Linked DNA regions of Homo sapiens: region 1 is linked to region 2. The links are chromatin loops, found by intact Hi-C in ENCODE. Cell type or tissue: Caco-2. All regions are shown on one strand. Links, peaks and the distances in the headings refer to the core of each region. The heading gives the core; the rest is flanking DNA.

What was found. Hi-C counts contacts between places; a loop is a spot of excess contacts. Peaks named below come from ENCODE experiments on the same cell type or tissue, not always from the same donor. Only the 100,000 strongest peaks of a DNase experiment are listed, where the experiment ranks them.
Region 1: a loop joins it to region 2, with 10 times the contacts of the local background. A loop is called at or near these places in 4 of 110 quality-filtered maps.

What each region holds. Positions count from the first base shown.
Region 1 is chr11:100,622,986-100,635,157 of GRCh38, forward strand. No RefSeq gene overlaps it. Among named protein-coding and RNA genes, the nearest start is that of ARHGAP42, 58 kb to the right of the region's middle. In Caco-2, for the core only: no CTCF peak of the experiment used is centred there; a DNase peak (open chromatin) is centred at 6,928.
Region 2 is chr11:100,927,501-100,939,672 of GRCh38, forward strand. It overlaps ARHGAP42 (Rho GTPase activating protein 42), which reads left to right. Exons shown (of 24, transcript NM_152432.4): 7 at 5,656-5,760; 8 at 8,703-8,832. It overlaps SNORD13I (small nucleolar RNA, C/D box 13I), which reads left to right and starts at 6,774; the gene lies at 6,774-6,878. In Caco-2, for the core only: a CTCF peak has its summit at 5,205 (motif pointing left); no DNase peak of the experiment used is centred there.

The DNA of each region.
Region 1 (12,172 bases), core at 5,818-8,317, 300 kb before region 2:
GGGGATTTCATTTCAACATTTCAACACATACCCAAACTACATCAGATCCCAAAGGCAATCTCTCTTTCTGCTTTCAATCAGCTCCTACAGGACCCAGAAAAATAAAAAAGTGTTCCTTGCCCCCTGCAAATATGGTAAATAGCAAACAGAGTTCAGATTTTCAAAATCTGTGTACTCAATGTCACACACACATACACACATACATAAACATTTGCTAACAAGTCTATTGCCAAGATTACTTAAAACTGAAAATTGTTTAAGATATTGTTTGAGTTCTACGCTAACAAACACTGGACATCTTTCAAGTGTCTTTGGTGATTTCACTGCTAATTCTCTGCTACATGTGCTATAAGATGGTAGATCTAGGAGCCAACATTGAACTCATCTATAATGCACTGTCTTCCCACAGTGCATTACAGAGTGCCTGGGAACTAATAGCTTCCATCCCAGCACTGTGAGAGAACATTGTAAGGAAAAGTTTAGAGGCAGGATGTTGGGAGCAAGCCCCACAAAGACTGGCCATAAACTGGCCCCAAAACTGGCCATAAACAAAATCTCTGCAGCACTGTGATATGTCCATAATGACCCTACATCCAAGCTGGAAGGTTGTGGCTTTACAGGAATGAGGGAAAGGAACACCTGGCCCGCCCAGGGTGGAAAACCACTTGAAGACATTCTTAAGCCACAAACAAAAGCATGAGTGATCTGTGTCTTAAGGGCGTGTTCCTGCTGCAAATAATTCAGCCCATCCCTTCGTTTCCCTTAAGAGATACTTTTAGTTAATTTAATATCTATAGAAACAATGCTAATGACTGGTTTGCTGTTAATAAATATGTGGGTAAATCTGTGTTGGGGGCTGTTGGCTCCGAAGGCTGTGAGACCCCTGATTTCCCACTTCACACCTCTATATTTCTGTGTGTGTGTCTTTAATTCCTCTAGCACCATTGGGTTAGGGTCTCCCCAACCAAGCTGGTCTTGGCAGCAGGAAATTTGAAGGACTATTCTGTTTCTTCACCAGTCCACAACCACCTACAATTCGCCTTTAATTTTGCTACCATATTTAGCTGCCTAAAACATAGATGTAATCAATCATTTTTTTTATGCTCAAAAACTTTCAATTACTCACCATTACTTGAAGAATAATTTTCCACCTCCTTACACATCATTTTAGATCCTCCTGGCCAATCATGGTCCTTATGGTCTGATATGGTTTGGCTCTATATCCCAACCCAAATCTCATCTAGAATTGTAATCCCCAGGTCTTGAGGGAGGGACCTGGTGGGAGGTGATTGGATCATGGGGGCAATTCCCCAGTCCATGCTGTTCTCTTGATAGTGACTGAGTTTTCATGAGATCTAATGGCTTCTCTCTCTCTCTCCTGTTGCCTTGTGAAGAAGGTGCTTACTTCCCTTTCTGCCATAATTGTAAGTTTCCTGAGGCCTCCCCAGCCATACAGAACTGTGAGTCAAACCTCTTTACTTTATAAATTACCCAGTCTCAGTTCTTTAGAGCAGTGTGAAAATGGACTAATACATGATCCTTGTCTCATAAAATTCCTACCAGCTTTCTCATCACTCTCACAATGCTCTCATTCATACCAGAACGTATTTGTTTCTTTGCTTCTGCCCACACCTCACACAAACTTTCTCCCTTCTTCCCCATTATCACCTGTGGGAGTCATTACTTTAAATGCCCTTCTTTCATGAAACTATCCCACCAGTTAGAAACAGTTTTATCCTTGTACGAACCCCCAAATCATGTCTCCAAGTATCCTTTCTAATACACATGGGCATCCAGGCCTGGGGGTCCCCAACAGAGGAATATACAAAGCCCAGACTTATGGGCCAAGATAGCCACACACATATGTTCAAGGTAATTTCTAGTATGGGATGGAGCCAAGAGTTGAAAGAAAGCATAACTTTATTTTTAGCTTGAAGAATGTATTGTAAATATTTAGGCACATAGTATGTGGGTATGTGGGCCTCTTGACCTGGGCCCTGCAAATGTTAAGGACAGGCACAAACAGAATGGAAAATTTTGGAAAAATTGTGAACTCCTTGCTATTCCAAGTGTTCAAGAACAGATTAGGCAACCTCTAGGCTGGTGTTGTTTTCTTTCTCCTCCTCCTTCTTCTTCTTTTTAACCTTTTAAAATATAACCTTCTGGGGACCTAAAAGGCAAAGTTGTAATTTCAAATTCTCATTCCCCTCTGTGGTCTGTGCTGGAACGCAGCCGCATGAAACCTGACACCGAGCTCCCACACTCAGATCTGCAGCTCAGGGCTTGCCCTCACTGTCTTTTCACCCCACCCTTGACTACATCCCACACTATGTGGGACTTTGTATATGTGTGTTCAATATTGAAAATTTTACCTAAGCATAAAAAATTCCATCACCGAAAAAGATGTGTGTGTATATATGTAATATATGTATATATGTAATATGTGTATATATGTAATATGTGTATATATGTAATATGTGTATATATGTAATATGTGTATATATGTAATATATGTATATATGTAATATGTGTATATATGTAATATGTGTATATATGTAATATGTGTATATATGTAATGTATGTATATATGTAATATATGTATATATGTAATGTATGTATATATGTTTATGTATGTATAAAATTCCATCACCCAAAAAGATGTGTATATATATGCATGTATGTTTCTCACAGTGCAAAACTGAAAACAGCTAAGTATTCATTAATGAAGGATTAGTAAATGTAATATGGTATATGGTATGGCCATTTAGTGGAATATGATGTTAAAATCTTAAATGTAAATTTGATATGAAAAATATTCACATATTATTAAATTTAAAAGGTTAAATATAATATGCATAATATGTTCCCATGTTTGTTAAATGCATATTTAACATGAAAAACAGACACATTATCCTGTTAAATGTAAAAGCTGGTTAACTGTAGTATGTGCAATATAATCCCATGGTTGTGCTATGTGGATTATATTTTATAAGTGATTAATATATACTCTTATACACTCTCTCCTTCTCTCTCTCCCTTCTTCTCTCTCTCTCTCACACACATATACACACACACACACACACACACACTCAGAATATCTGGACTAAGATTGACTAAGAGGTTAACAGTAGTGTTATGTGTGGGCAGTGGGATTTCTGTTTATTTTTGGCTTTTTTGTTTGGTTGCTTTTGGCTTTGTCCTAACTCTATTTTCTATTTTTTGTAATAAACTATTTTTATTATTTACAAAAGATAGATATCCTTTTATTTTTATTTATCTATTTATTTTTGAGATGGAGTCTTGCTCTGTCACCAGGGCTGGTGTGCAGTGGCACGATCTCAACTCACTGCGACCTCCGCCTCCCCAGTTCGAGCGACTCTCCTGCCTCCGCCTCCAGAGTAGCTGGGATTACAGGCATGTGCCACCATGGCCAGCTAATTTTGTATTTTTAGTAGAGACAGGGTTTATCCATGTTGGTCAGGCTGGGCTCGAACTCCCAACCTCAGGTGATCCGCCTGCCTCGGCCTCCCAAAGTGCTGGGATTACAGGCATGAGCCACTGCGCCCGGCAGACATAAATAAAATAAAAATTATTATACACAGAGTCTAGGATGGTTATTTAGAAATGGGGTCATGAATGTTTAAACTGCAGCTGAGGCAATGAAAATGGAAAATAAGGGTAAAATGTGAGAGACACATTGCTTAGAAGTGAGTGTGAAAGGAGGGAACAAGGATGATTCCAAGAATAGTGAAAAGGTTAAGTTAGGAAAGTGGGAACTGATTTGAGAGTAGTAACTAGATTTGATTCTGAACATATTGGTTTAATTGGATGACAGAGAATTGTATAAGAAATGTATAAGACAGAGAATTGTACAGAAATATACAAGAGAGAATTTGAGCGTTTAAGGTGATGTCAGACTGGAGATATAGGCTCACAAATTTAGAAAAAATAAAACATATAGTTGAAGACCAATAACAGAGACCCAAGGAAAACAGAAAAAAAAGAAAGAAAATCAGAGCCTTGAAGAGTTCCCAAATTTGTAAGCAGAAGAGAAATCAATGAAGGATAAAGAGTTATTAAAGTCATAATTCATAAATTGATAACCCAGAGGGGAAAACAGTTCTGTACTTAAATAATGGAGTGGGTTAAAAAATTTTACATAGAGATATGCAAAGTTAATGTAGACTTGTTTTTCCAATATAACTTTTTTGTAAGCTTCCATTAAACTAACTACATTGGGAGGAGTAGGGACAGAAAGAGTAACATTAACTAGTATGTATCTGAGTCTTTTGGGCTTTTTCTTCCTCCCTCATCCCTTCTTAATTTGACAGCCAGGTAAAAGTTTTGTGAAAAACTGGGGTTTACATGAAGTCTGAGACATTTATGCACATCTCTTCCCAACTCTGTGTTCACTAACATGCTGATAACCGGAAATCAAGCATGGTGTCAGTATTGACTCCACAGCAATTATCATATGCTGTAAGTCAGAACTTTGTTTTGCGAGAGGAGGAGAGAAAGAAAGAGAGAAAGAGAGCTGGCTACACATTTAGCAGGACACCACACTTTATATGCCTAATGGCAGTGAGCAACATGAGATTCTCTTACTATCCTTTAGGTTCTCTGATCTCAGATATGTCCGTCATCTGCCTGGGCACTGGTCAGCTTGCTAACAGCCACTGAGAATGTCTGCAGCTGGTCAGTGCAAGACCCAGTCTCTTGGCTTAGGCAGAGCCCAGGGGTCTTTTCTTGCTGACTCAGCCTCACCTTACTCTCATCAGTAGTAAAGATAACTCTGAGACCCCCCTACAATGTCCTCACTAGGACCTCTGGCTGGAGAGTCTCCTGCCTCTGCCTTCTGCAGTGACCTGCTTCACTCATCTTCAGCAGGAGGCCTGCTGGCTATCTATTCTTCTATTTCCCTCCTCTCCCATAGGTCTTATAAAAATTCCTAGGACTTGTCTATGCCATTTGGAAACTAAAAGAGGTTCAAAACTACTAACTTAGTCTCTGTCTGCCCCAACACTCCACACTGTGATTTTCACTCTGATGCCACCCCTCCTCTAGTCGGTACTGTAGCATATTGGTGGTCTCGCAGAGTTCTGACCAGAAAATGAGGCAAAAGACCCTCTCCTTTGGCTTTTCCTCACATCCTATCGATCTACTAATCCTTCGCCACAAGCTCTAAGCCTAAAAGTGAAGCCATTCCACACATATCTGGCCATCTGTCCTCTTCCCTTTAACTATCTTCTTCCCACTCCTCCATCCAGAAGGGTCAGGCTTTCCTTCATAAGGCAAAGACTACGTTCCACCATCTCTTTAGATATCTCTACTATGGCCTATAGTAATCTTAACTTTCAACAAAGCCTGCTGCTCAAGACTATTGCCTTCCTAGGGGCCAAAATAAAATATTATTTAACAGTCAAAACAGAGTAATGTCTTTATCATTCTAATTTGCACCACCCTTCCCTTAACGCACCAAAACTCATTGCTTCAAAAGGTGGGAACCCTGGCCGGGTGTGGTAGCTCATGCTTGTAATCTCAGCACTTTGGGAGGCTGAGGCAGGCGGATCATGAGGTCAGGAGTTCGAGACCAGCCTGGCCAACATGGTGAAACCCCATCTGTACTAAAAATACAAAAATCAGCTGTGTGTGGTGGTGGGTGCCTGTAATCCCAGATACTTGGGAGGCTGAGGCAGGAGAATTGCTTGAACCTGGAAGGTGGAGGTTGCAGTGAGCCAAGATTGTGCCACTGCACTCCAGCCTGGGTGACAGAGAGATTCCATCTCAAAAAAAAATAAAATAAAATAAAATAAAAAAATAAAGAAACAAAAAGGTGGGAACCCTGGGGCAACCATATTTACAGGTCAGGTGTAGGAAAATCTGTAAAATATTTTTAATATGATCTCATTACGTAAGTTTTGGAAATGAGCTACTGAACAAAGTTAAACAGATTTCTTCAACTTAGAAAAAATTTAAGATTCATATACATTGTAAATTTCTAAGACAGGGATATAGTATGCAGCATTTCCCAAATTCATTTGATAAAGAAAATATTTTTCAAGGATCACCTTGTGGAATTAATTTTCTATGGAATAAATTTCTTTTGAAGACACTGAGTTACTCAAGAGAACCAAAATAATATTGTGACCGGAGAGAGAAGGGAGAAGAATTTTTCCAATGAAAAGAATAGCTTGTTCTTGGTGGTCTCCATGTGTCTCAAAAACCCAAAATTATTTCTGTTAGAGAAGGTAAACTGGCATTAATTAAACAGATCATCTGAACATAATCATGTGCTATTTATGACAATGTTAAGGGCTTTTGGTAACTTCATTATTGATTTTTCTGCCATGAGCACTTAATGATTGAGTAGGCTATTCCTTAGGGCTTCAATAGTAACTTCACAGATTGAATATGTTAATAGAACTGTAAAAGTGATTAGTTTAATCCTGTTGAGCGATTCGTGCAATGGGAAAACCTGAAAGAAGGCAGCTCTGTAAGGGATTAGACTCTCTATTATCTGCTTTACAGATTACCTTCCCAGAGCTAAGAGCACTGTTTAACATTCATCTTCTCTTACTTTCTCACTTGCTTTTTCTTACTGTTATCCACAACCCAATAGGCACTAGATGGAGAGACATTCGGTTGCTATTATAACAGATTTTTATTTTAATATCTGTAACTATTCTATTATCCTACTGACATTCAAATTAATCTACACAACTCCAAAAAGTGGTCAAACATGAAGAACCTGAGGCAACACAGATTGACTTTTGGTAGTGTGGTCATGATGTCCCCAAAGTCAAAGTTTGGATTGAATTTTCACTGGAGCCACATCTTTGCTATTCCACTGGGTGTCCCCTTCACTCCAAGGTAAAGCACCAGAGCCATAGCTCTGTCTTCTTTGCCTCTCAGCTCCCTTGGATGACTCAGATGGACATGACGTCTGGGTGCCTACCTCTGACCCAGCCTGTCCCCAGTGGGTTGCCATGGAGAGAATAAGCTGACTATAGGCCCAACTTCACCAAAAAAGAGCATTTTGAACAGTGCTTCACAGCCTGCCAGAGACAAGGGAAAACAGAATAAACACTTTTTAGTATGCAAGACATTCCTTGCAAAAATATTAAATTTTTTTTAACCATCTTCTGCTACTCTATGGCTGGGCATGTAAAAAAGTTAACAGATGATCTCATGGCTTGTACACAGATAACATAAGTATGGCATATATAATATACATTATAAGCCATAAAAAGTTTATAAATATAAGCATGGCTATGCAAATGTTATACAGATGTGTATATTTAAATATCTATTTCTTTTTGAATTTACAGATTTCTAGCTGAATGACAATGTTCCATTAAAAAAGAAGGAAGCTTGTCTACTCAGAACACAAAGAGAGCCCTGGCAATGGGTGTTACCAAACTCAAATGCAATCTAGACAATCTACCTTGTCATATATGAATTCCTATAATATTTTTCAAAAGTAGGGTGATATTATCATGACAATAAAGTATAAATTCATTTAAAAGAATTACTGATACCACAGTATCTTTGTGTTTATTATGCAATTTTTAAATCAAAATGCTAAAAGTGCAACTGTTTTCTGGAGAATCCATGAAATGTTCTGACATGAGAAGGAAGGTTATAAAATAATGAAATTAAAGGTGTTACAATTTTCTTCTTTTCACTTGTCTTCATTTTCTAATTTTTCTAAAATAAGCATATGATACTATTATAATAAGGAAAAAATGTTTTACTCAAAAAATTTGGAAGCCATTACAATAGGTATCAGGACTCAGGTAATTAAATAGGGTAGGTGCAGGGATATTTGGTTTGAAGGTGTTCCAAGCAGATGACCCAGCCCAGAAAACAAATCACCAAGATTTGGGGAATAGGCAAATTTGAGAGAAATTTTTAAGGGAAGGGAAAACTTAGCAAGTGGAAAACTGAGAAGAGAAAGTGTTCAGTAGTTTAAATAGCAGGAATCAGGGCGCAGAGGCAAGGTTCTGCCTGGTAGGCCAAAGGTTCACTGTGTCAGTTGGCAGCACCCACATGTTCTGTAGGTAGTTAAAGACACACTGGTTAGGAATGTCCAGGTTCAGCAGAGCCATGAATGCGCAACACACATAGCATTTAGGGAATGGAGGGCTACTACAGATGTTTTGATCCAGACAGTGACATGTACAAATGAGAAGGTCAGTGGGATAATAAACAACAAGAGAAAAAGAGAGAGCAGCTGTAGCCAGGCTTCTGTTTCTCATGTGAGAGATAAAGCAGACAATAACCCACACAACTAGACTGTTTCCATGAGGAACTTACAGGAAATTCCCAGTCACCTGTGGATTAAATGATAAAGCCTCTTGATCTGCTTAAGGACATTCAGTAACTTGCCCGCCACACTCTCTCTTCCCCTCAAATCCCCAGTGCTCCTCTCTCTACTCATCTTAGGCATGAAATTAAGGTCTCCTTGCTGTCCCCTAGGACTCCAGGACCCTCCCCTTTCTGAAATGCCACTGCAGGCGTTTTCACCCCTCTAGTGCAGTGCAATTCCAAGAGCTCGCTGAGGAATGGGGCAGGCTGTCTGTGGAGCAGAAGACAGGAAGGTGTTCTAGGCAGGTGGTCCAGGCTGGAAAACAGATCAGAAGAGGGAGAAAATAGTACTATGTCTCAGACAATGAACTCAGCAGATACTCTGAAGAGAGCCAACTTTTCATGAGGGGTGAGTAGGAAGATGGCAGGCATAAGATGGATCATTTAAAAGTGGCACTTGCCATCAAACTAGCAAATAGCCAAGTTAGCTGATATGAATTTCACCTCACCTCCTTTTTTATCTTTTTCTTTTATTCATTCTTGCATTCAATGTACATTTATTGAATATTTAATGTCACCCCAGAACACAAGCCCCTTGCTAGCCATAGGAAACTGCTAAAATTTGAGCACTGCCTGGAAATCGTGCTTCTGTATAACTTTATTTGTTAATGTATATTCCTTTCTTTATAACGGCAGCCTTAACAAATCACAAATATATTTGTGAAATTCTCCCATATATACCAAAAGATTGCACCTCTGTTGAGATGCATAAGGGGCATAATGATCATTAAAAAATAAAATGGGTCTCAAACAGATTGACCACATATGAGCGATAAAAGTAGGAAGTGAACAAGTCTGAATCCCCATTCACATCCCATTTTATGTATGAAGTAAATACTTATGAAGTGCATAGCCTGCAAGATAAAACATGGGAAATTTTCTACAAGAGGAAATTGGATGTCTTGATGAGCCTTAAAGGATTTAAGGTATAGTCAAAAAAGAGGAGCAAAGCTCTGGATTCTATACTTCCTTGTGAAAAAGAGCAAATCTTTTGTTTAAGTGCCTTGCACATAATAGGTCTTCAGATATTTGTGAAGTGAACCAAACAAGCCAGATACCGAAAGCATTTCATTACATAAGTTCCAAAGAACTCAGGTACAACCAAAGGAATGGAGGAAGAAGAACTCTAAAGTGACTAAGATTAAGTTTTTGCTATTGGAGAGAATGGAGCTTGCAATGAATAAATGAAGTTGTATTTCTTTGCCCCCTGACATTTGGGACTGAGATTCACATCTGCTACTATACTTTCACATATATTATTTCATTTGCTCTTTATAGTAACCCTGTGAGAAAAGTATAGTGGACGTTATTATTATCACTATTTTACAGAGGAAAAAACTGAAGTCCAAAGAGTTTAGGACAAGGATTCAAATCCAGAATTTTTGCCCACTTTTTCTTCTAGCTAGCACATAATTTTGTCCTGCTCTGGTCAACTACTTCCTCCAAGAGCCTAACCTTCAGGGCACGGTGTTTTCTTGAGAATGTATGATTTTCTCTCCCAAGCCTCATCCAAGTTCTCAGTTTTGCCCTTTGGATCTCTGGAAAAAGATGGAGTTTTGTTTTGTTTTGTTTTGCTTTATTTTGGCTTGGTTCCAAAGGTTTCTCTGTCATAAACATTGGAAGGCTTGGCGATGAGCTATTTTGGAACTTCAGTGTCATAGTCCAAAGGAAAGGCAGAAAGCACTAGGGAAGTGAAGGCTGGAAAAGCAATAAACCTAATTACAGAGTACAAAGAGACATGGTGAACTTGTCCTTGATTCTATCTACTGTCCATATCCGTGAGGACTCATTCCAGGGAGGAGACTGCAGCAGCAGGCGAGGTAGTGAGACCAATTGAAGTCACATGGCTGCAGCATGAGAGTTTCAGAGATCAGTCTGTTGGAAGCAGGACTCCAGCCAGAACCAGCAGTTGGAAATACACACATTAGAGTCTAGCTATGAAAGACGGAGAATTTCTCTGAGCTTGGCATTCTGCCAGGGCCCCGGATAAGTGTGTTGATATTTAGGGCAGTGTTGCATTCCAACCAGGGACAAATGTACCCAGTAGAAAACAAAGTAGCCTGGGCCACATCCACTTAGTGGGCACCTGGGGCTGACTGTCACCTCAAGAACATGTGACACTGGTCCTTGAACAGCAGAATTTAAGTTCCAACATAAGAAGAATGGCCAAATCACACCGGAAAAAAGAAACACAGAGAAACAATATTGAGAGGACGGGGCTCAGAAATGGGGAGAGGAGGAGCCAAGTGCTTGTTTTTAGTAACAGAAAATAATTAGATATTGTCAAAGAGTGATCAAGAATTCGAAATAAAAATACTTAGAAATACAAAGATGAATACCAGAAGGAAACAGAACAAAAATTAGTTACCTCTAGAGAGTGAAACTAGAAGATGTTTGCAGGGAGGCTGCTAGTTTTATTATATGCCTTATAGTACTATATTTTAATTGTGGCCAAATATACACAACATAGAATTTACCATTTTAAGTACGATTCAGTGGTGTGAAATACATTCATATTCCTATGCAATCATCACCACTATCTGTTTCCAGAACTTTTTCATCAAACTAAACAGAAGCTCTATACTGCACCCATTAAATAACTCTCCACACCTGCCTTTCCCCAGTTCTTGGTAACGTCTATTTACTTCTGTCTCTGTGAATTTGCCTATTCTAGGCACCTCATGTAAGTGGAATTATACAGTATTTGTCCCTTTGTGTTTGGTTTCTTTCTCTTAGCATAATGTTTTCGGGGATCATCCATATTGTAGTATACATCAGAATTTCATGCCTTTTATGGCTGAATAACATTCCATTGAATGTATACATTTTGTTTATTCATCTGTTGATACACATTTGGGTTATTTCCAGCTTTTAGCTACTGTGAATAATGCTATGAACACTGGTGCCTAAGTATTTGTTTGAATTCCTACATTCACTTTTTTCTTTAACATATCTCCAAGCATTATTTTATGTAAATTTGTTTCAAACAACAGTTAAGAATTGAAAAAAGAAAAGATAGGAGGGATGAAGGAATGAAAGAACAATGGACAAAGGAATGAAAGAACAATGAACAAAGGATGAAATGAGTGGGCTGAACCTGTAAGTGAAGGATCCAGATTATTTAGTCAAAATGCCACGGTGTGTTGGGGACAGGAGACAGTGGCAACCCATACTCCTCCCAGCCACACTCCCTTAACTCCACCCAATGCAAGAGTGGATGGAGACTCCAAGACCCAAAAGTGAGATAAGCACTCTGGGTTCTGAATCTACATACTAGCTGTGGGAATATAGGCAAATTACTTAACCTCTGTCATACTCAGTTTCCTTAGCTGGTAAAATGTTTAAATATCCTCCTCTATTTTTATTTCTGCCAAGCCTGCTAACAGCTCTTTCTGAGATTTCTTACATTTAATATTAATAAGTGTTAAGAAACGGTATGCCTATATTATGTCTACATTTTAGAGATAAAGAGATGAATAAATATGGTCCATGCTCTCATGAGGCTTACACTCTCAGAGAAAGATGGTCTTGGGTACAGGCAAGTGCAAGAAATTGTGTGCTGGCACCAGTGGCCACATCACTCAAGGATGGTCAAATCTACTCAGAACTAACGTGTTACATTGAACATCAGGTTGCTTCATCCTCGTGTGTGTTCTGATCGGCTAATGCCTATGCTGTACTAGTTGTTGTATTTACTATTTTCAGTATCACCCTGATTTCACTTGCATGTGTCAGGAAAGGTGTCAGAGAAGGAACACCCAAGCAGAGTGCTGACTGCTCAGTGTCATCAGCCAGGCATGAGGAA
Region 2 (12,172 bases), core at 4,231-6,730:
TTATTGAAAATTAGAAATTTGTGATAGAACTTAGTGAACAGAATTTTGTAAAAGTAAGAAAACTGCATCCTATGTGTTTGGTAGAAATCAATCATGTAGCTTCTGCTGGGCTTTATCAGCTTGCTGGTGACAGTACTTTCTCTATTACAATTGAGCTGTAAAGATAAGCTGGCTATTGTCAATGCCTCTGTTCCTTTACCAGGAAAGTGTACCTCAGGCCTCTTCATCTGAATTCCATCCTCTTGAATGCTTACAAATCCATCTTTTCAGGAATTCCAATGACGCTTTTCAGTGCTGAGGCGATGCATGGCCACGGCTTTGTTTTATTAATCAGTGCACGTAATTGTCCATTCATTCATTTGTGCTTCTGTCCTCCCATTTTAAAAGTAGTCTTTTCCAGGCCAGCATTGACTGGCCACTTTCCATTCTTGGCTCTCTTTTTATCTTCAAGTTTCTCATTATTTATTTGATTCGATTTATATATGCTTTCGTTTTCATGCCATGAACTCCTTTGCACATCTATGCATTAGACTTAAAGCAATCTGTAGTCATTTTGAAGGTATCCTTTAAGATGTTTATCTCTAAGTTTCCTCCAGGCAGGGAATTGCAAAGACTACAGATTTAACTCACAGGCCTGACACTTTTACAGTGTGAAAATTGATGCCTTGACTTTGCCCTACTTTTCTAATCTTCTTAGAAGTTTAGATGGCCAAATATGAAGGATGGAACTATATAACATTTTGATTTCTTATAGTGCCTTATGGTGCTTTGTGTTTGGGAAGTATTTATTTTTATTTTTTAAAAACAACTTCAGGCCAGGCATGGTTGCTCACACCTGTAATCCCAGCAAGTTGAGAGGCCGAGGCGGGAGGATTGTTTGAGCCCAGGAGTTCAAAACCAGTCTTTGCAACATGGCAAAACCCCACCTCTACAAAAATTAGTTGGGCATGGTGTCATGCGCCTGTAGTCTTAGCTACTTGGGGGCTGAGGTGGGAGGATCACTTGAGCCTGGGAAGTCAAAACTGCAGTGAACTCTAATCATGCCACTATCCTCCAGCCTGGGTGAAAGGGTGAGACCTTGTCTCAAAAAAGAAAAAAAAAAGTCATAAAGATACAATTCACATACCATACAGACAACTCATTTAAACTATACAATTCAATGGAACTTTAGTATATTCACAGATCTGTGCAACGATCACCACAAAAAAATTTAAAGCATTTTCATCACCTTAAAAATAAACATCACATCCTTTAGGTATCATTCCCAGTATACCCCACAACCATTAATACTGAAACACCACTAATTATTTTCTGTCTCTATTAATTTGCCTACTCTGGGCCTTTCATACAAATGAAATTGTGTAATACGTGGCCCCTTTGGTGATTGACTTCTTTTACTCAGATGCGGTTTTCGAGGTTCATCCATCTGAAAGCATGCATCAATACTTCATTTCCCTTTAGGGCCAAATAACATTTTATTGTATGGATAGACCACATTTTGCTTATCCAAATATTAGTTGATAGGTACCTTTTCACTATTATGAATAATGTTATAAACCAGCGGTCCCCAACCTTTTTGGCACCAGAGACCAGTTTTATGGAAGACTATTTTTCCATGAAAAAATTGGTGAGGAGGGAAGGGTTTCAGGATGAACCTGTTCCACTTCAGATCATCAGGCATTAGTTAGATTCTCATAAGGAGCAGGCAACCTAGATCCCTCGCAGGCACAGTTCACAATAGGCCTCACTCTCCTATGAGAATCTAATGCCAGCACTGATCTGATAGGAGGCAGAGCTCACCCAGGTCTCACCTCCTGCCATGCAGTTGGGTTCCTAACCGGCCACAAATGACCTTTACTGGCCTGCAGCCCAGGGATTGGGGACCCCTATTATAAACGTTCATGTACAAATTTTTGTGTAGATACATGTTTTTCTCTCTCTTGAGGAATTACTGAGTCATGTGGTAACTGTATGTTTCACCATCTGACGAACTACCAAAATATCTGCACCCCTTGACACTCCCACCAGTGATATATGAGGGATACAGTTTCTCCATGTCCCTCACACACACTTGCTATTATCTCACTTTTTGAGTCTAGCTATCCTAGAGAGCTGAACTTAGATTTCACTGTGGTTTTGATTTCGATTTCTCTGATGACTAATAAGAATCTTTCAAATGCTTTTTGACCATTCATATATTTTCTTTCAAGAAATGCCTATTCAATTTCTTTGCCTATTTTTAAACTAGGTTATTTGTCTTTTTATTATTTAATTATGAGTTGTTTATATATTCTGCATACAAGCCCCTTATGGGATAAATGATTTTTGTAAATATATTCTCCCATTCTGTGAGTTTTCTTTCAATTTTCATGACAGTGTACATGAAGCACGAGTTTTTAATTTTGAATATTTGTTCCTTTTCTGTCTTGTAATGGGGTTATTTTAAAAGATTATTTATCTGTTAAGTATGGTATCAGTTTTTCCAACTGGTTGGGTTATTGGAGCGACAAGTAATTTGGTTCTATACCCTTGGGAATAATAAAGTGCTATATGAGATTTCGTCAGTGATAAAAGGAACTTTCTTAGTATTCAAACCTATTCCGTCTATCTAGAAGTTTGTAGTTGTTATTACGGTTACTGTTATTATTTTAAAGGTCAAATTTACTTTAGGGTAAACTGAAACCATAGTTTTTCCCTCACATCCCAGCCATTCAGGCAGATTCACCAAAGAAAATGATATGTGGGAAGTGCAATTCTTAAAGCTTTTCAGGCTGTCCTGTTCAGTTCCTTTCATTTCACATCTTGGAATTTTGTAGAGGATGAAATGAACAAGTATATGTTCAAACCGATAAAAACGTTTAACTTTGCTGCCATCTAGAGGCAGGTATTTCATAATGCAATCTTCAATAAACCCAAATGCTGCTTCCAAAGATGTGGAATAAAAAGGAAAAGGTGTATGATTTTTTTGTATATAATTCTTATGTGCCTTCCATAGGATTGTACATTTCCTAGTGGGTGCTCAGCATGCGTTGTGAGATTAAAAGGTATTTGTCTGCTACTAAGTGAATCTGAATTCTGCTAGAAGCTGCCAATGGGTTTATTTTCCTCTTGACTGAAGTTGGCTGCATATAAAATGCTGAGGATATAGAATAATATGAATAAGATGAAGGTACCAGGATCTTATTTTTTAGAACATGATTAAGAATTTAAAAGCAGAGTTTAGTGGGAAATATTGGTTTACCAAAATCTGTGTCAAAATACGTCCGTAAGAGTTTTGGTTAGGACGACCCACATGTGGTTCAGTGAATCTGCAAGCATGAAGTGGCCCTTCACATGAGGGAGTGTCTCACAGGTAGTTCCATGAAGCGCACCCAGCATCTTCTCCAGATGTCTAATCTTTTGAAATAGAATACACATTGACATTCCTTATCCAAAATGCTTAGGACTAGAAGTGTTTCCGATTTTTTTCATATTTTGGGATATTTGCGTAGACATAATGAGATACCTTGGGAATTGGATCCAAGTCTAAACATGAAAGTCATTATGTTTCCTATACACCTCATACACATAGCTTGAAGATAATTTTATTTTATACAATATTCTTAATAATTTTGTGCATGAAGCACAGTTTGTATATATTGAACCACCAGAAAGCAAAAGTATCAGGTGCGGAATTTTTTCACTTGTGGTATCGTGACAGTGCTCTAAAAATTTTGCATTTTGGAGTGCTTTGGATTTCATGTTTTCAGATTAGTATTAGTACTTTAGGACTGGAGCATCAAGCCATGGCATAGCAATTTGAATGTACTGGAAACTTATGTGGCTGAAGAATCATAATTGACCATTTGTTAGAAGTTTTAGCAATGTTCTAGGTGTAGTTCTGAATGGTTTACTTCATGCTTCTGAAAATATCAGTGTGTTTTGTCTTTTTTCCATGTTCTAGAAACCAAGAATATTAGAAAAGTTGGATCTCAGGGGATTCGTTGTTTTATAGAAAGATTTATCACAGATATTCTTAAAATCTTCTTTACAAGTTTAATTAACTTTTATACTGATGATGATTTCAAAGTAGCACCTGCTTTGTATAGCATCCAGTTTGTAATGAGACAGTTTAATTGTGGATTAATTATAAATGGTAAAACATGAAACAATACTTCCTTAGCAACTTCATAATCTGTTAGTTGGATGTTCAGAAGACTACTGTTTTATATATTTCAAAAATGTTTTCTTTTCTCTCTGAAAGGCTCTAAATCTAAACATGCAAACCTTTATTAAAGGTATTTTTGATCCAATTTAAGCTGCAGTTTTGTTTGTGCCATAGTATATGCATTCAGGTAGACTATATATTTTATTGGATAATTTGACAAATATAGCATCATTTTAAGATAATCTTGAATATTTAGGTTTGATAATAAGTATTAGTTGATGTAAAACTGACAGTGTAAAATAATTATAAAAGGGCAAATGCTACATTTTGGTATAATATCAGGACTGTTTGAACAAGAGAAGAAAGGTCCTTAAAATATAACAACAAAAATGGTTTGAAAATGTTTTCTGAAATGAATATGACTTTGTATTAACTTGACTTGTTTGTAGGAAGAAAAGCATGAGGTCATTGTTTTCAGATAGAACCAGTGTTTATCTGTTGGAAATCATAGCACATGTAACCAGTTGATGCTTAGCTGAATCCTCCCTACCTACCCAGACAGAGAAGGTGGCTGCGTGTTATTTACATGAGAAAATGGTTTCAAATTGTGTTTCTTCCTTAATTTAAAATAATAAGTTACAGATACATTATGAGTGACTTTTCAAAAATGTTTTCTAACTTTATTGCAGGAAGAGGTTGTGGGAAAGATTAGGTTAGGAGACAAGTCTGTGAAATAAAATCCCTGTGAATGAAATGAAAATGCTTAAATTTTTTTTCCAATATAACGTTCCATATAACCTGTGTCCTGTAATTCCATGGAGAGCCTGTCTTAATTTATGGATAAAAACATAAATACACATATGAATTTGAGATTAGAAGGTTAAGATCATAGAAATTATGACTTTGTAAAGATTTCACTTTCTCTGAAATGAAAAACCTGTGTTATCTAGTTCAATGATTTTGCTCACCACTTCCCTGTTTTATGTTCTTTCCATTCCTTTGCTAAAATGTTGTCTATTCAATACTCAAATCAGTACTGCCACCTTGTGATACTTTTTCTTAATTTCATCTGGCCAAATTCTCATTCCTTCCCTTGGGTACTTCTTATCTGTGATTTACTGGTTTGGTCTTCCTTACGTTGCACATCTTTTATCCCCTTGTTTTGATTAGAAGTTCTTCCAGGGTGGGATCTATGCTATTATACTTTAGTCGTTATCTTAGTGGTCTCTTCTGGATATTTCTTCAATGCATTTGAATAGCAGAATAGTTAACATGACAAATGTCCTTGATCAGCCTCAAAAGTTAAATTACTGTCTACCAAAAAGGAAATAAAAATCCTTTTGTGGTTTCTGTTTTATAATCGTAAATCTATTGCCTGCCTTGCCAAAGCCATTGAAAATGTATTAGTTTGAGGAATTATAATGAAATATAATTTTCTCCCTATTTTATATCATTAAATGATCATTAAAACACATTTTCATGGTTTCTTTATCTCTTTATCTTTGCAGCTTTTGTCATTTCTTCAGGGCTTATTTACTTTTTACCATGAGGGATATGAACTTGCCCAGGAATTTGCACCGTATAAGCAACAGCTGCAGTTCAACTTGCAGAATGTAAGAGTATACCTGTTCTTACTGTCTCTCAGCAAATCTGCAAATCTGATTTCACAGGGCAACTAATTACAATTTTTTTCTAGCTGCTAGTGGAAAATACAACCCACAAAACCCTAATCTTAGTTAGAAAAATTTATACTAGCAAATTTTATAAAAATAAATATTACCCAGTTGGAGACACCTGAAAGTTTATTAACTTTTGCCTTCATCCAGTGTTCTTGTTAATTTACTGGGTGATGCAGGATGAGTAAGTTTGGAGAGCTAATTTGCAGTATGGTGGCTCTAGGTAATAACACTGTATTGAATACTTGAAATTTATTGAGAGTTTAGGTCTTAAATGTTCTCAGCATACACAGATGGTAACTGTGGTGATTGATATATTAATTAACTTGATTGTGGTAATTTCATAATGTATACATGTATTAAAACATAACATTGTACATGTTAACTATACAATTTTTATTTGTCAATTATACCTCAAGAAAACTAGAAAAGAAAATACTGGAAATAAGGAAATAAGACCTTAGAGAAGTCTTTTTTTTTTTAAAGATGGAGCTTCGCTCGTCACCCAGGCTGGAGTGCAATGGCATGATCTCGGCTCACCGCAACCTCCACCTCCTGGGTTCAAGCAATTCTCCTGCCTCAGCTTCCCAAATAGCTGGGATTACAGGCATGCACCACTACACCTGGCTAATTTTGTATTTTTAGTAGAGACGGGGTTTCACCATGTTGGTCAGGCTGGTCTCGAACTCCCGACCTCAGGTGATCCACCCGCCACGGCCTCCCAAGTGCTGGGATTACAGGTGTGACCCACCGTGCCTAGCCTGAGAAGTCTCTTTTTTAAGACAGCAAAATTTCTTTATTTGTGAAATGAAGGATTGTACTTTAATAACAAAGATCTCATCTTTCTCTGAAATTGAATATAAAATATGTGCTGTTTATTATTTTCAAATAACAGGTTTGAATGTGGTTTCGAGGCATTCAAAATAACTGCTTTAAAACATAAGTGAGAGATCCTTTTGTAGTTCATGGGCATGATGTTTGGGTGTTCACGCATGTGTGTGAGACATGCCACCCTCTGAACCTTGTTACAATCTCAGCATATTACCCGTCTAACCTGAAAAAAAAATAAGAAAAAATAAATACAAAATAAAAAATTTTTTAAAAGTGAGAATTATTTCCATACAGGCCACCTATTTCTATCAGAATTTATTTTGTAAAGTTGTCTAATGAATCCTTTTAGTCTCTGATTGCATAGCTATACAAATTCTGATGTTCAAATGCTGAGCAACACTTGCATTGAAATAAAAACACACCCAAAAGTTGAGCCAACCTATTTCACATTATCAAACCTGACAAATAATGATGTCTTAATTGTTGAGGTTTTACTATAACTGAAACCCTGACTGCCAAGTACTATATAGCCCAAATCATTTGGAAAACCTTCACTTAATTTTCTACAAAGTGTATGTTTTTCTGCTTATCTGGTTCTTGCTGTTGTGGAAATGTCCAGTAAATAAAACTACAGAGTTAGAATGTCCCATAAGAAATATGTAAGGGGATTTATTCCCTTGTGTTTTGAGTTTTAGCTTTTATTTGACTTAGATTTTCTAGCAGAATCAATTTCACCTTTAATTCATTCTATTGTTTTTCCATATGGAATGTATTTAGGCTTTTACAGTTACTATTAAAAGCGAAAATTATAAAAGCTGACGTATTTTTATGATTTACTTCCACATTAAATAAAATTACATTAAGATTCCTAGGATTCAGGAACAGGAGAGAAGTAAGGAATTGGAGAAAAAAAAATTAGACCCTTATGTTTGAAAGACAAAAATAGTGAAAGTGACAAGAAAATTTTCCTAATTTTGAGATTTTTTTTTTTTTAAAATGGGGAATAAACTCCTTAGATTTAGGTGGTAGTGATTATTGTATCTTCAGAAACATATTTGTGAGGTAATGCAAAAGAGGTATTCATAGAGAAAAGTCTGATTCTTCCTATAGCTTAAATAAACTTGATTTAAAGTGAGTAATCTATTTCTTGCAACAGAAGAAGTTAGAACTTGGAAACCTATTGATTTTTATGAGTTAATTTATACACTCACCTCTTAATAATACCTTTGCTAGTAAACCAAGCTACGTGATGTTTCTTCAAAAATAGCCTTTGGAACTGTGGTAACAAACTTCTTTTCTTGACTTGTTCTATGCCACATGTATCAAAAGTATATGAATTTATTTTGTTTTTTTCCCTCAAAAGAAACTAAGTCCCTATGTATCTGTTTTTTACCTTAGGTATTTAGGGAATTCAAATTTTATGTAGTGCATCCTATATTTTTTTAATTGCCATAGTTTACCCCCTAAGTAATAATGTTAGAGTGTGAAAATAGGAAGAAGGTCACACACACACACACACACACAGAGAGAGAGAGAGAGAGATTCAAAGAGAAACATGCAGAAGGTCATTCAGACAAGTTTTCACTAAATCAGTTCAACTCAGACCTTGGGACCCAACATCACAAAGACATAGATGTGGTGAATACTGCCAGAAGAATCAAGGTCATCTTTGTGCAATTTGCAGTTTTGAAACATTTTTCTGGGCCGGTCAGGTGGCTCACACCTGTAATCCCAGCACTTTGGGAGGTGAACAAATTGCTTGAGCCCGGGAATTTGAGACCAGCCTGGGAAACATGTAAGACCCCATCTCTACAAAAAATTAGCCAGTGTGGTGGTGTGTGCCTACAGTCCCAGCTGCTTGTGGGGACTGAGGCAGGAGGATCACTTGTGCCCTGGAGGTCAAGGCTGCAGTGAGCCATAATTGCACCTGGTTGACAGAGTGATACTCTGTCTCAAAAATAAATAAAAGCAAAACAAAATATTAGTCTGGATGTTGCTGAAACTTGGTAGAAAATAATGACTGAAATTATTGTTTCTGTTTACTTAAGACAAGGAATAATTTTGAAAGTACTCGACAAGAGGTAGAGCGGTTGATGCAAAGGATGAAATCTGCTAACCAGGACTACAGACCACCCAGCCAGTGGACGATGGAAGGCTATCTGTATGTCCAGGAGAAACGTGAGTCACAAAGACATAATTTCACGTCTCTTATGACTTAGCCACGATCATGAGATGTGACTTGGTTAGTAGTATTTCCTTCAAGTAGGAGGACTGAAATTTCTTATAGCTTTATATCTACTTTCCCCCCACCACAACCAAAGTGAGGACGTTTTTCCGCATTTTGCCATCAGGATATCTAAGTTGGCATATTGTTGAACTTGGGACTTACAGTCTTCACTCATACCATAACATGCGTTCAGTTTTAGCATTTAATTGTGATACTTAATCTCAACTTAAAGTTTCATGGAAAATTGCAAGCCAAAGCCTTTACTGACATGAATCATCCTGGTGACTGTGATAATAGTTTTACCCTCTGGCAGCATTATTTTATTTAATTTTGTGCCCTGTCAGTTTTCAGGCATATAATTGGTAATCATGGTAATGTCAAATTGGCGCTCTTTACTTCCTGAGGTTCGGAAATAAGTACCAAAGCCAATAGAGCACTATTATAATTGCCTCACACTAAGGACATTTTTCTCACAAAAATATTAAAAAGCCATTCGGACTTGTATAACTGGAGTTTTTTGTGCATGTTACTTGTCATTAAGTGGAATTAGTTGGACTATTTTGACTACATTCACGCTTTCAAACCGGATATGCCCTAAGGCATCATTCTCGTGCTGTTTTTGGTGAAGAAACAGTTGTGTGTGAGTTTCCAGCCCATCGTGGACCAATGTGAAAGGCTTTTGATATACTGTATGTGCAACATGATTAAGTGATGCTCATTTGTTGGAGAGCAGGACACACACAAATTTGATTTGATCCAGCAGACTCTGCAAACATTTATTACTGCATGGACTTGATGATAGAGGAACACTGGCTCAAGAGATCTGGGTTTTAGAATGTTTCTCTCTCATAACTACCTACCTTGGCCAGTCTACTGTTTTCATATCTAAACATGATAAAACTAGTGATCTGCCTGGGTACTCTATAGTTAGCGCATAATAAGTAGCTTTTACCCTCCCCCCAGTTCATGAAAAATTACCAATCCCTTGGCTTGTCAGTAGGGTATATAGATTTCACTTAGGACTCTAAGGAAATTTTTATTTTTTTTTTATTGTTATGTTTTTTACACAAGCCTGGAAAGGACTCTAAGGAAATTTTTGAGTATTTAAATGATTTTGTACAGGTTTGAGAGCCTTCATGTGACAGTACATTGAGAGGAGCTCACATTTTCTACCAATAAAATATTTGTCCAACTGGAAGAATTTGTTGCCAGTGAGGGCAGTAAACGTGAAAGTGGTAGAGGAGGTACCATCCTTGGATTTTTTATTCATTATGGTCTGATTATGTTTTATTTCTTGAATACTTTTCTAGGTGTTACACACTTGCTGAAATCTTTGTGGGCACACAATATTTTATTCTAAACAGGAAAGATTTAGATTAGCTTGCAATATTATTTTGTACATAATCTTCAAATATATCATATTCGGTCCTACTTGGTAGTGAGTGCACCCACTGGTTGGAACCATGGTTTGCCTACCTATTGTCAAGCTGTTGGACATTTGGGTCAGTCTATAAGCATAGGCCCTTCAATAATTTGGGGGTTACATGGATGGACTAAGCGCAGTGTTTTATGCGCTTACCTGATGATGGTATCTTTTGTTCTAAGATGCTTAACTTCTCTGGGTCATTCTAGACTGATGATAAAGCCCTTTGTGGTACTGACCTCTTCTCTGATTTTTTTTTTTTTAATCTCTCTTAATGGCACCCCTCACTCTCCTAGGCTACATAAGTCAAGGCAATCCATCCTTAGTACCAGTGTTTCTCTGTAGCCTTGGGACAAACCTGTCTATTCTGTCTTCTTGATATCCTTTGATTCCATACCTTCTCTCCATCTCAACTGCCTTCGCCCAGGTGAGACCCTTGCAGTGACCTCCTAACTGTTCACCCTTTACCTCCAGGCTTGCCCATCATCTAATGCGTCTTCTACAGTGCTTCCCGCAGATCCTTCTAAAATGCTTCTTTGGTTGTGTCCTTGTTTTGATGGACCCTTAGCAGTGTCTGAATTGGAGGGTCTCACAGTTCATTTCTCCTTATTAGCACTCTCTTTGTTGATATTTTTCCTCCCCCAAGACAATTTCCATCTTGATTTGATCTGCATCTGCTGCATTATTTTTATAGCTTTATTGGGTCTAATTGGCATAAATTAATTGCACCTGCTTAAAACATACAGTTTGATAAATTTTGCCACATTCATTCACCTGTGAAGCCATCACCACACTACAACATAATGAACATATTTATCACCTTCAGAAGTTCTTTCTTGCCTCATTATAATCCCTTCCTCCTGTCTGTTCCCACCTATCATCTTCTCCTATTCCCTTTGCCAAGGGATATAAAGAAAAAGGAATATATTTATATGCTTTTGGAATTATTTTATATGAGGAGCAAATATCCAAAGCCCCTTCTAACTTGGGATCTTTGAAAGCGTTTACAATTAAAACAATCTAACCAGTTTACTAAGATGTATCGATTGTGCACTTGCTATCACTGGGTGGATAAGTTCTGTGGGGGACAAAAATGAGATAAATATTTGGCTTCAAGATTTTTATTCTGTAGTTGAAAATGTAAGACACACTTATACAATTAGCAGCCAGTGATCAATATCAAATAAATAAATATCAAAGCCATAAATTGTGTGATAAATGGAGATGGATGTGATGGGGTAGGCTTAGCTCATTGTTTGGACACAGAGTTCCACTCTACCTGAGCATGTGGTGTTTATGTTACCCACCTCGAGGCATGCATTAAATCACATTCTGCTAGACTTCAGTGTAACCGGAAGAGCCAGGGGTTCCAGAGTTAGAGCTATATTGGGATTCCATGCCTGTGCTGACCTGTGACTTGTGCCAATAGTTTTCTGAGCTCAGTCTTGCCTTATTTATAAAAGAGAGGGATTTAAACCCATGTCATAATGATATTGCAAGAATTAGAGATGTCATATGTAAAATGTCTCTATTCTCGGTAGTGTCAATAAGAATAATACTATGCTTACTATTGGGTTCTTACTATTCTTTGTAATTTATATTTATCTCATTTAATTCTAAAATAGCTTGAAAATATCATTTCTCTAAAAAGAACAACTTCAGTCACATGCCCTATTGATGAAAGTATTGCCATCTGTAGGTCACAGGCTCAGTTTTCTTAAAATGTTCTTTATAATGTCTGATATAAAAGGTTCTTAGATAAAATATGGGCACTTAGTAGGTATTCGATGAATGTTAATTCCCCTTCCGCACTGCAAATATTCATCTCAGCAACCTTAAATGATTACTGGGTAAAATAATTAAACATC